Regions from separate parts of the Homo sapiens genome. Here regions 1 and 3 are each linked to region 2. A link is a contact called in ENCODE Hi-C or POLR2A ChIA-PET data. All regions are on one chromosome and are shown on one strand. Each heading gives the region's core, a stretch centred on a gene start or an enhancer-like site at or near the end of the contact. The rest is flanking DNA. Distances are from core to core; before and after follow the strand shown. Region 1 holds the start of TMEM41A-DT (TMEM41A divergent transcript). Region 2 holds the start of FXR1 (FMR1 autosomal homolog 1). Region 3 holds the start of SENP2 (SUMO specific peptidase 2).

Region 1 (4,266 bases), core at 65-2,564, 4.6 Mb before region 2:
TCCAGGCTTTTGACACTTTGGAGTTCTCTTTCTGTCCCTTCCTTCGTTTACTCAGTGACATATCATACCAATCCAACTACCCCCAGCCTCCTCCCTCCATGTCCACTGCTGTGGTCCTGGGTCAGGCCTGAGTGCTTTCTTTCTTTCTTTTTTGAGACAAAATTTCGCTCTTGTCGCCAAGGCTGGAGTGCAGTGGTGCAATGTCGGGAAAGTAACTGCAACCTCTGCCTTCCAGGTTCAAGCGATTCTCGTGCCTCAGCCTCCCGAGTAGCTGGGATTACAGGCACATGCCATCATGCTCGGCTAATTATTGTATTTTTAGTACAGACGGGGTTTCACCATGTTGGACAGGCTGGTCTCGAACTCCTGACATCAAGTGATCCGCCCGCCTGGGCCTCCCAAAATCCTCGGATTACAGGCGTGAGCCACCATGCCCAGCCAGGCCGGCGTACTTTCTTATCAGGACAGTTGTGGCTATCAAGTCAGCACGTATTCTAATCATCTGCCAAAGCGAACATCCTAAAACAGGAACGAAATCATTCTCTTACTTAAACACCTCTGTTGGTGTCTCATCTACATTATTAAAAATCTAACTCCTTAGCCTGCCTTCAGTGCACTCTTGTTTGTCCCCAGATTCTCACTTATTTCTCATATACCTTAGGCTTCACTGAAACTGGATTCTGGTGCCTTACCTGGGACCGTGTTCACCCATTCCCTTCTTTTTCTGCTTGAAGAAAAGTGTTGCTCATCCTTGAAGGTAAACTTAAACTCCATGTCCTCCATAAAGCCACACAGTGTTAAGGGCCACTGGTTTTGGACTCAGGTTGACTTGGATTCTTATACTGTCTCTCTTTTGGGGGGATGTCATTTAATTCTTCTGAAACTCAGAGTTTTCATCTGTTAGAGAAAGACAAAAATACCTACCTTGGAGGATGATTGTGAGGCTCAGGGATGCGGGAATATAGTAGGAGCTGAATTAAAAGCAATTCTGATTATTTCCGTGGTCACTATTGCCGCCCCACCGCACTTGATTGCAGCCCCTGGTGCTACACCAGCTACATTTGCTTTATGTGACAGCAGGTTGTGGACAAGACTGCCTTGATCTCTAGACTGCAAGCTCGCTGTGGGCCGGGCTCACGATTCACCCCCGGATCTCCCAGCCCTGGCACCAAGCCGGCACTGGGGGCGCGCCATGCCTGCAGAATAAGTGGGGAAAGCGACAGGGATAAACGTAGAAAAACAAGCACAGACAGACGGAGAGAGGGCAGACTGGGAGGCAGGTTTTTCCCGGAGTCTCCACCGAAGGACAGAGAGGGCGGAGTCAGAATCGGGGGCGGGGGCCTGGCTCAGGAGGTGGGGCCTGGTTCGGAGGCGGGTCTCGGCGCGGACCCCTCCCTGGTCCGTCAGTGAACGTGCTCCGCGGGCTCAGTCCGCCCGCCGCTGCGTCCCGGAGTGCAAGTGAGCTTCTCGGCTGCCCCGCGGGCCGGGGTGCGGAGCCGACATGCGCCCGCTTCTCGGCCTCCTTCTGGTCTTCGCCGGCTGCACCTTCGCCTTGTACTTGCTGTCGACGCGACTGCCCCGCGGGCGGAGACTGGGCTCCACCGAGGAGGCTGGAGGCAGGTGCGTGGCGGGAATCCGGGTTCGGGTCAGAGGAAGGGAGCCGGGTCCGAGGACCGGGGCTGGGAATCGGAGATTCGGAGATTCGGGTTCCGGTATCGGAGGCGTTGGGAATTGAGGTTCACTTATCGGACTGGAATCCGGGTCTGGTATCCGGGCCCGCGTCCGCACGGTCTCGGACAGAAGGGTGGATGGGAGCCCGGCTCCGGGCCTGACTGGGACCTGTGTGGTGCTGGCTGCAGGGTGTGCAGGGCGTCACGCCGCGGTGCCTTTGGTTGGGTGGATTTGCCGAGGGAGACGCGGCGCTGAGCCTGCCCGCGCCGTTGCTTTCCCAGTCCCAGCCCTGGGCCCCATTTCCAGCCCACCTTCGCCCCCGTGCGGGCCCCCAGCCTCTTCAAGTCCACTTTCAACTGTCTCTCCTCCTCCCCACCCCACTTACGTCAGGTCTGCCCTTGAGACTTTAGACATTAGATCTTCAGGAGAAATATTGCATAGACAACTTTAAATTATTCACGAATTAATTATCGACTCTGCCCGTCTTCCTGGTTGTCTCTACTTTTACCTTTTTTTTTTTTTTTTCTGAGACGGAGTCTTGCTCTGTCACCCAGGCTGGAGTGCAGTGGCGCGATCTCGGCTCACTTTAACCTCCTCCTCCCGGGTTCAAGCGATTCACCTGCCTCAGTTTCCCAAGTAATTGGGACTACAGGCGCGCGCCACCACGGCCGGCTAATTTTTGTATTTTTAGTAGGGACGCGGGGGGGGGGTCTCATTATGTTGGCCAGGCTGGTCTCGAACTCCTGACCTCAGGTAATCCGCCTGCCTCAGCCTCCCAAAGTGTTGGGATTACAGGCGTGAGCCATCGCGCCTGGCCTCCTTTTCCCCTTCTAATGAACGACTGGTCGAGGCAGGAGGCAGAGCAATACTTACCTGGCCGGTTTTTGTGAGTGCTGCATACTCTTTATAAAGTGCATGGAAGTGTGCCTAGTACAGCATTGCGTGGTTAAGGGAATTACTGATATTTGACTATTAAGGCAGCTGTTTTCAGTTACTGTATTCTTTTGCTGTAGCTAAGAAGGCTCTGCTGTGGGTGTCGGACATACCGAGAGAAACTCTCGTGAGAAGTAGGAGGGTTTGCTCATGATTAATCAGTGATGGATTCAAGGACTGTTCAGATGGCAGAGGCAAGATAGCCTTGCTACTATAACCCTTGGGCAGGATTCAAAGTGCATTGAGGACCAGATTAAGAGCAGAGTTAAATAGTAGGCTCTTTGAAAGGGTTCGATTCAAGCCTGACATATTATCAAAAAAGTTACATTTATCCTATGGGATAGATATACTTTCCTGAAGAATCTCTAATTGGCTTTATAGTGAATGCTAAAAAGTCGTTTTACTTGGCACCTCAGGAACAGTTTGAAGTCTGAATTGTTCTTGGTTTGTGGGGGAGGCAGTGTCCTTGAAAGGAAGGCAATTTGAGACATTTAGAACTTGCCTGGAAATGAATCCATTTGCCTCTTAAGAACAGATTCTAAAATCCCAGAGCTAAAGGGGAACTTAATGACTGTTTAGCACCAACCTCTCACTTTTTAGATAAGGAAAGAGACTCAGGGACTAGTCCAAGGACGTAAAACAGAAAGTAGCAGGGTTGGGATGCTAACCCAGGTCTCTTGCTTCCAAACTAGGGCTCTCCTGTCTGTCTCCGCAACGTCGTATCAGGTCATCTGTCATTGGGAGTGTATGTGTTCCCAGCAGATCAGATGATGGGCATATTTATAAACCTACTCTGAAAAGAAGACACAGCGAGTGACTTTCATGGGCACTGGACTGATCTGAACTCATGTTTCCATCTGCTTTTCCAAATCCCCAGGTCGCTGTGGTTCCCCTCCGACCTGGCAGAGCTGCGGGAGCTCTCTGAGGTCCTTCGAGAGTACCGGAAGGAGCACCAGGCCTACGTGTTCCTGCTCTTCTGCGGCGCCTACCTCTACAAACAGGGCTTTGCCATCCCCGGCTCCAGCTTCCTGGTCAGTGTCCTGCCCTCCCTCCAACCCTGTTTCCTTATCTGTAAAATTTGGATACTCCCCTGTAACCTCATGGGATTGTTGTGTGGGGATGATTAAAAGTGACAGTGGGTGTATCGGGGCTGGCACACAGTGGCCCTCAGCACTTACGGAGGGATTGAGCACCGAAGTGGGAGACACTGACAGCTTCCTTTTGTACTGCTTCCCTCTCCCACCCCAGCCTGTTTCTCTCCTCTAGGCTGAGGCTGGACCTGCTCAAACAGTTTCCTTGTCGGAAACTAGAAGAAAAGCAAACATGTCCAAGAGAGGCAGGGGAGGTGTGTGGGGCTCGGGGTCAGGGGCTGACTCCTTGAGGCTGCCCTGTGTCTGTCTTCTGTCTTGAACTGATCCCTCTTCAGGGCAGAGAGCCAGCTGCTGCTTGGTGGGGGCTCCACATCCAGACCTGAGGGTGAACCCTGACTCTGCCTGCTGTGCTCTTGGGGAGGATACTTAATCTCTCACCTGTAGAATGGGGCAAGGATGGCATGACTCAGGGATGTAGTGAGGATTACACAGGACATGTAGTCAAGCACTTAACACAGTGCTTAGCGGCTCCCCAGCTTCCCACTTCCAAGGCTTCCTTTTACTTTCTCTC
Region 2 (4,122 bases), core at 178-2,677:
TTTACCACCTAAGGAGATTTAAACTTGCAAAAAGCTTAGGGGGATCCTTTATACGCTGTGATTCCCCATTATGCTGGTACCACGTGACAGTTAAACCAAATCCACAGAGCTAATCAGTAAACTAAGAAAAGAAAATCAAAATGCTGAAAATAGAAAATCGTGGCCAAATAAAATAAAAACCCATAGGATAAAAGGTACGCTGAAATGAAAACCTGTGAGAATTCACTTTGCATACGCACAATACTCATGTATTAGAAGAAGGCCCTTCATAAAAATAGCCAAGACTCTCAAACATTTGAGATGCTGGCTTAGTGAGATTGACTGACAGACAACAGCTGGGGAGATTCTGTATTGATCTTCTAACAACCTGGCGTATTTCGGGAAAATAAGGAGAAAAGAACGCTATAGTGGCAAAAAATAAACTATTAGGATTTCATTTTCAGATATGTGAACGCTGAATGCCCCACCAAATTCCTCTACTCTATTCCTCTTACGTTTTTCAGCCCCGATTCCATAGTAATGGATGTCCTTCCTCCCAAGCAAACAAACAAAAAACCTCGTGGGAGAAAAAACAAAACAAAACAAAACCTCCCTCCAAAAACAGGGGCAGTGATATAAAGAAATTAGTCACCTCTCCACCTATCTCCCTGATCCATTTCGCATTTTAAATCTTACTTTAAAGCTCACAACTCTCCTTTTCTTCCGTAATAGAGGGGCTAAGGCGCCGCCCAATTTCCCAGGCCGCAAAAATATTCCAACCCGCCACAATTCAAGGTTTTCTGCTTTTCTGTATTTGATCCTAACCCTCAATCCGGTACCCCCATTCTCCTCAGACACTAAAGATTTGTTGGCCCAAAACTCAAATACAAGGGTGAATTCCAAAGATTCCGCGATACACCCGCCCCAAGGGGTGGGGAGGGGTCGGAGGAGCGGGCTGAGGAGCTCCCGCCCGGCCCAGTTCGAGGGGCGGGGGAGCGGGTGAGACCACACAATCCCACCGCCTCCTTTCACGACTCCCCCACCTCCCAGAGCTCGGGCCTGCTCCGAAGGAGCTCCCGCCGCCCAGCAGCCACTCAGTTGCTTCCCACCGGCCCGCCAAGAACCGCACTAGCAACCAAGAGGGTTCATAACTAGGAAAATGCAAGAGGTGTCCGACGTGTTGTTTCAAAACATAACGGAGCCCCGGCCCCCGAGACCGTTAAACCGCGGGTGGAGGGGGGAGAAGCAAGGAATCCAGCGGCCTCGAGCTTTGGCCTGGCTGCCTTTCCGACCCCAAACCTCACTCTCTGGGACCACCAACCCTCCCTCAAACGCGCTCCAGCACCCAGAACACTCGACAAAGTGGCAAAACGGTCAGTACCTTGTAGAAAGCCCCGTTAGAGCCGCGAACCTCCACCGTCAGCTCCGCCATGTTGGAACCGCAAAGGCCGCTGGGAAGAGATTCTAGAAACTTTCCAACCAGAGGGGAGGAGGGGGGAGGGGCGAGAAGGAGGCGGGGAAAGGGGAGGGGAAAACAGGGCTGGGATTGGGATCCCCCGCCCTTCACCCCTGGGGTCTCAACGTGCCGCCCCGACTCTCCAGGTGGGATCCCTGCGCACCCTGCATCACCGGCTTTGGGCTCCGCCTGCCGCCGTCTACGTCGGATTTGCCTCCAGACACAATCGCCCGACCTTTGTTGACCCGCCCCTAGGTCTCCGCCCCACAGTGCCCGCAGTTCGCACCGCGGCGGCCGAGTAGTGCCTCCAGCTGCCACAGAATGAACTGCCCAGGCACAGCCTGCCCGGCGCATCGGCATTCCCCTGAGCTCCGGCATCCTGACCTTAAACTTCTGGAAGTGCTGGCTGCCCTGGAATGGCTTTCTCACCCACTTTTTGGGCTCCAGTTGCCCTGGGGAAGAGGGATGCCTACAAAATAGACATACTGTTGTGCCCCAAGTTATTTCGCCCCGCTCTTTTTTTAAAAAAAGTTGGGCCTTCTCTTCACTCAAATTCCACAGTTCCACACCCCCTCAAACAATTTGGCCTAGCCCTCTCCCCACCTGTTACCACTTTAGCTCTTTAAAAGTCAAACTGAGTATTTTCAGGGCAAGTAATTGTGTTCACACCCTAGAACAGAGTTTAGGTGAATTCGCCTTATTAAAAGTAGTCAGACAAACTTAATAGAGCAGGAGACCACGTTTTCCTCTGTTAAATGCATGCAAATTTCCGCAAATAGGATCAAAGCAGAACCATCTCCAGTTTTGTAAGCATAACAAATACTTTGGGTATGGATTTTAACAACTTAATACTGAAGCTCCTTCCCTAAGCAAGGGCTTTGGAAAATAATACTATAAGTGCTCCTTGTTATACTTACATTATTACCGTTTTCGCAGAAAAACTTAAGAAAGGATACTTTGCTAACATTCTATACTTCCCATGAAACGCCCACTGACCCAGTTTTTCAGATTCTAAAAAAATAAAATGTACACAACATTTTATGAGCACGTCTGCATCTCTGAAGATTCTGGGAAAAAATGAGGGCTGTGAAAGTGCTCACTGTTGTTATGTACAGGATATTCTATTTATTTATTTATTTAGAGACAGGGTCTCACTCTGTTACCCAAGATGGAGTGCAGTGGCGTGATTACGTGGCAGCCTGGACTTCCCAGGCTCAGGTGATGCTGCCACCTCAGCCTCCCGAGTAGCTAGGACTACAATATTTATTTTATTTTATTTTATTTTATTTATTATTATTTTTTTAGACAATCTCGCTCTATCGCCCAGGCTGGAGTGCAGTGATGAGATCTCAGCTCACTGCAACCTCCGCCTGCTGGTTCAAGTGATTCTCCTGCCTCAGCCTCCGGAGTAGTTGGGATTACAGGCGCGCACCACCACACCCAGATAATCTTTTTGTGTTTTTAGTAGAGATGGGGTTTCACCATGTTGGCCAGGCTGGTCTGGAACTCCTGACCTCATGATCTGCCTGCCTCGGGATTGCAGGCATGAGCCACCGTGCCCAGCCTATGTATTCACTCCCGGCCTATTTTTTTTTTTTTTTTTAAGACAGGATCTCTATCGCCAAGGCTGAAGTGCAGTGGCACAATCATAGCTCACTGTAACCTTGAACTCTTGGCCATCCCACACTGGGCTGGGATGTTCTTTTTAAAGTGTTGATCATCATGAGAAAAATGTAAACAACTAAATGCCCATCAATGAGTAATAGCCACCATTTATTAAGGGCACCTTATGCTAACACTCTATATTGTATCTCATTGTGATCCTTCAGAATTATAATGTCCCATTTGCTTTCTTAAAAAGTTTTCTTTAGATATAATTCTCCCATTTATAATGTACAATTCAGTAGTTTTTAGTATATTCACAGATTTGTGCAACCATCACCACAGTCAATTTTAGAACATTTTCATCACTGCAAAAATAACCCCATACCTGTTAGCGTTCACTCTAGATTTAACCCCAGCTCCCCAGGCCCTAGGAAATCACTATCCTGTTTTCTACCTATATAGATTGGCCTAGTCTAGATATTTAATATAAATGAAATCGCGGAATATGTGTTGTTTTATGACTGGCTTTCTTTTTTCTTTTTCCTTTTTTTTTTTTTTTGAGACAGAGTCTCACTCTGTTGCCCAGGCTGGAGTGCAGTGGCTTGATCTCCACTCACCACAACCTCCACCTCCTGGACTAAAGTGATTCTCCCGCCTCAACCCCCTGCCCCACAAGTAGCTGGGAGTACAGACACCACCCACCACGCCCGCCTAGCCTAATCTTTGTATTTTTTGTAGAGATGGGGTTTCACCATGTTGCCCAGGCTGGTCTCGAACTCCTAAGCTCAAGTTATCCACTGCCTCCGCCTCAGCCTCCCAGAGTGCTAGGATTACAAATGTAAGCCACTGCACCTGGCCTATGATTGGCTTCTTTCATTTAGTATAATGTATTATAGTTTCATCCATGTTGTAGAATGTATTACTACTCATTCCTTTTTGTCAAATATACTGTTGTATGGATATACCACATCATTTTATTTATTAATTCATCAATTGATAGAAGTTTGCTTTGTTTCTACTTTTTGGCTGTTAGGAATAATGCTGCTATGAAAATTGCTGTATATGTTTTGGTATAGACAGAT
Region 3 (4,007 bases), core at 1,271-3,770, 4.7 Mb before region 2:
GCTTATCATGCACCAGACTCTGCAAAAGGCCCCAGAGTAGGACAGACAAATACTACCCTTATATACATTAAGCATCAGTTTAGGCACTTTACACCACGTTCTCAAATGATCCTTATATCAACCCAACGGAAAGATAGGAGAGAAAAATAAGGCAAAACCATGTATCTCTGGAACACACGATGCAATTTAGCCAACAACCAATCTCATCAATAACCTGCATTCTCAGACTAATGTATTAGACATCTTGTTCTCTCAAGCTCCCACAAATGAACACTTCTTCCACTTTTCTTGATATTGAGGCTTAATTTAAAAAATGAAATTAACGGCCGGGCCCGGTGGCTCACGTCTGTAGTCCCAGCATTTTGGGAGGCCGAGGCGGGTGGATCACGAGGTCAGGAGATCCAGACCATCCTGGCTAACACGGTGAAACCCCGTCTCTACTAAAAAATACAAAAAATTAGTCGGGCGAGGGCCGGGCGCGGTGGCTCACGCCTGTAATCCCAGCACTCTGGGAGACCGAGACGGGCGGATCCTGAGGTCAGGAGATCGAGACCACGGTGAAACCCCGTCTCTACTAAAAATACAAAAAATTAGCTGGGCGTGGTGGCGGGCGCCTGTAGTCCCAGCTACTCGGGAGGCTGAGGCAGGAGAAAGGCGTGAACCTGGAAGGCGGAGGTTGCAGTGAGCCGAGATCGCGCCATTGCACTCCAGCCTGGGCGACAGAGCGAGACTCCGCCTCAAAAAAAAAAAAAAAAAAAAAAAAATTAGCCGGTAGTGGCCGGGCGCTGTGGCTCAGGCCTGTAATCCCAGCACTTTGGGAGGCTGAGGCGGGTGGATCACGAGGTCAGGAGTTCAAGACTAGCCTGGCCAAGATGGTGAAACCCCGTCTCTACTAAAAAAAATACAAAAAATATAAGCCGGGTGCAGTGGCAGGCGCCTGTAATCCCAGCTATTCCGGAGGCTGAGGCAGAAGAATCGCCTGAACCCAGTGGGCAGAGGTTGCAGTGAGCTGAGATCGTGCCACCGCACTTCAGCCTGGGCAACAAAATGAGACTCTGTCTCAAAAAAAAAAAAAAAAAAAATAGCCGGGCATGGTGGCGGGCGCCTGTAGTCCCAGCTACTGGGGAGGCTGAGGCAGGAGAATGGCGTGACTCCCGGAGGCAGAGCTTGCAGTGAGCCGAGATTGCGCCACTGCACTCCAGCCTGGGGGACAGAGCGAGACTCCTTCTCAAAAAAAAAAAAAATTAACACTTGATCACTAAAGTTGAAGAGGGGGCATAGAATTTGTATAGTATTTTATTTTCCAGATTTTTAGGTAAGGAGGTCGATACAATAAAATGGGACACTCCAAAGAGTAGATGCTAAATAAGAATAGCTTTTGGGGCTGAGTGCAGTGGCTCATGCCTGCAGTCCCAGCACTTCCAAAGGCTGGGGTGGGCGGATCACTTGAGGTCAGGAGTTCAAGGCCAGCCTAGCCAATATAGTGAAACCCCATCTCTACTAAAAACACAAAAATTAGCCAGGCGTGGTGGTGCACACCTGCAATCCCAGCTACTTGGGAGGCTGAGGCAGGGGAATCGCTTGAACCCAGGAGGCGGAGGTTGCGGTAAGCCGAGATCGCACCACTGCACTCCAGCCTGGGCGACAGAGCAAGACTCCGTCTCAACCAAAAGAAAAAGAAAAAAAGAAAAGAATAGCTTTGCGTTTCCCCCAAATTTTAACCGAATTTAAGAGTACAGACTAGTGATTGTTTTAAAGGAGTGAGGCACCTAAGCCTTTTTACTCATTCACTAATTCTAAAGCACAAAACCCTTCTGGCCCCAAACACACAGACTGTTTGACAGCTGTTTTGGAACAAAACAGGTGCTGTTTCTTGCTGCAAGGACAGTACTTGCAGTCAAAACGGCTTTGGGCAAGCTATGAATCTCACTTCAACTGCACTTAATGTCTGCAGATGACACTTGCGAGGGTGCTTTGTAAACAGTGAGCCACAACAAAGACAGTATTCCTTCAATGTTAGTGTTCAGCCTAAGAGCGGCAAAGCCCCATTTGTTATCAGCAACCAGCTTGGCCTCTGACAAGAATGTCAAAGACCCTGCCATCACCGGCCGCTACGAAGACGACCAGCTCCTCCTTCATCAGGAGCTGCCTCCCTACAGCCTGGCGGGAGCGACTACGTCACTAGGATCCCGGCGACCTGTTTCGGGTGAGCCTGGCTGAATCAAAGCTATCACGGCCGAGGAGCCCGCTGTGGGGGAGGGGGTAAGGCCAGGCTGGCGCTCAGCCCCCTCTCGTCTCACCTGTCTGAGCGCCGCCTCTTCAGGAGGGCCCGGGCAGGGGGCACCGACCGGTCGCAGAAACGGAAAATGGTGCCGAGAATCCTAACCAGCCATCTGTACATACCAGGCCCAAGCAGCAGCGGCGGCCGACACACCCCGAGACGCAAACCCCAGAGCTGTCGCCGCCGCTGCCGCCTTCGCCGTCTTAACCACCACCGCCAGAGTTCGGTCGCTGATTTGTGACGCGATTCAAGAGCCCACAGATACAGCGTCCCCAGGGCTACCAGAGGCCCCCGCCCGCCACCACTCCTGACGTCACCTCCTCCCGCCCGACCGGAAAGCTCCATTCTCAATCTGCGCACGCGCAACCTAGCACCGCTCCCTATTTCCGAGCCCAGCAACAAGAGTAATTGTGGGACGGTCCCGGCCCAATCGCTGACGAGATCGGAAGGGCTGTCGGCAGGGTTTTCTCTTCGGCGGAGCCAATCCGGAGCCGGCCCGTGGGACAAGGCCCACAGGCCACATGTGAGGCTGCTCCACTCCGGAGGAGGCGTTCCGGGGTCCCAGAGGACATTAGGTGCTCAGTGTTTGCTGAATGCACATGTAAAGGTAGATCAGGTTAATTAACACACGTTTACCGTTTTAGGCGCCCTTTATTTTGCACTTACCTTTTGCCTCGTACTTTTCACGCATTGTCACCTTAATATGCCCAGCAATGGCGTGTGACAGAGAGTCTTAAGCCAGTTTTATAAGTCAAGGAAATTGAGGCATAGAGCGATTAAGTTATTTGTCTAAGATCACAAAACTAGCTAGAGACGTGGCTGGAACTTGAACCCGGGGTCTGAGTACCAGCGCCAGTCCCTCGCCCTTGAGGTCAGTCTACTTGGAGACATGTACATAGATAATTACAAATTACAATACACCGTAAGTGGTTGCTGTGATAAAGGTATGTGCAGAGTGCAGTGGGAGCCAGAGAAAGGAAAACCACACACTGAGGGAGAGAAGGAAAGGGCAGATGTCCTCAAGAAAGGCTTCACAGAAATTTAAGGATGAAACCTGCGGCCCACTAATGTCTCCTACCCTGGGCTAGTAAGTAATGAGTCTCGTTACTCTCCCTCTATAATTCCAATGTCACACTTCTAGTTAATTGTCAACTATAGGCCGGGCGCGGTGGCTCCTGCCTTTAATCCCAGCACTTTGGGAGGCTGAGGTGGGCAGATAGCTTGAGCCCAGGAGTTTGAGACCAGTCTGTGCAACATAGTAAAACCCCATCTTTACAAAAAATACAAAAATTAGCCGGGTGTGGTGGCACGCACCTGTAGTCCCAACTACTTGGTAGGCTGAGGTGAGACGATCACTTGAGCCCAGGAGGTTGAGACTGCAGTGAGTCGTGATCACGCCACTGCACTCCAGCCAGGGTGACAGAGTGGGACCCTGACGCACCCCATCAAAAAATTATCAACTGTAAAACAAATCCCACCCTATTTAGTGATAGAAAATCCAGTCCCCTCTTCCAAACAATCCTAAGAATCCTCAAAGGTTTTCATGCCCCACAAATCCATTCCTGATTAACTTGTTTCCTACTTGTGATTCAGTTAAGGCCAGAGTTTTACACTTGCTTGAACTTCAACGCTGGCACTCCCCAGTACAGCCTCTTCCTTTCCTCAATAGACAGCATTCCAGGCCGGGTGTGGTGGCACACGCCTGTAATCCCAGCATTTTGGGATG

The links. A loop is a pair of places that touch in the nucleus more often than their neighbours do. ChIA-PET counts read pairs that join two places held with the same protein, here RNA polymerase II (POLR2A). Pooled maps may share reads with other maps.
Region 1: a map of CD4-positive, alpha-beta T cell shows a loop between it and region 2 (8-fold over the local background). The contact joins the promoter of TMEM41A-DT here to the promoter of FXR1 in region 2. A Hi-C loop is called at or near these places in 2 of 168 maps with a recorded cell type or tissue (CD4-positive, alpha-beta T cell and naive thymus-derived CD4-positive, alpha-beta T cell) and 5 of 50 pooled maps.
Region 3: a map of ascending aorta shows a loop between it and region 2 (6-fold over the local background). The contact joins the promoter of SENP2 here to the promoter of FXR1 in region 2. A Hi-C loop is called at or near these places in 2 of 168 maps with a recorded cell type or tissue (ascending aorta and naive thymus-derived CD4-positive, alpha-beta T cell) and 9 of 50 pooled maps. POLR2A ChIA-PET finds 5 or more read pairs at or near these places in 1 of 52 experiments (naive thymus-derived CD4-positive, alpha-beta T cell).

What each region holds. Positions count from the first base shown.
Region 1 is chr3:185,496,197-185,500,462 of GRCh38, reverse strand. It overlaps TMEM41A-DT (TMEM41A divergent transcript), which reads right to left and starts at 1,314. Exons shown (of 3, transcript XR_924792.3): 1 at 693-1,314. It overlaps TMEM41A (transmembrane protein 41A), which reads left to right and starts at 1,428. Exons shown (of 5, transcript NM_080652.4): 1 at 1,428-1,620; 2 at 3,482-3,635. The coding sequence starts at 1,502. RefSeq lists a silencer at 1,307-1,446.
Region 2 is chr3:180,909,975-180,914,096 of GRCh38, reverse strand. It overlaps FXR1 (FMR1 autosomal homolog 1), which reads right to left and starts at 1,427. Exons shown (of 17, transcript NM_005087.4): 1 at 1,361-1,427. The coding sequence starts at 1,411. RefSeq lists enhancers at 1,156-1,245, 1,816-1,965, 1,781-2,436 and silencers at 1,396-1,495, 1,502-1,796.
Region 3 is chr3:185,584,808-185,588,814 of GRCh38, reverse strand. SENP2 (SUMO specific peptidase 2) reads right to left here and starts at 2,520. Exons shown (of 17, transcript NM_021627.3): 1 at 2,301-2,520. The coding sequence starts at 2,401. RefSeq lists enhancers at 2,441-2,840, 2,881-2,930, 2,424-3,042, 3,043-3,661, 3,662-4,007.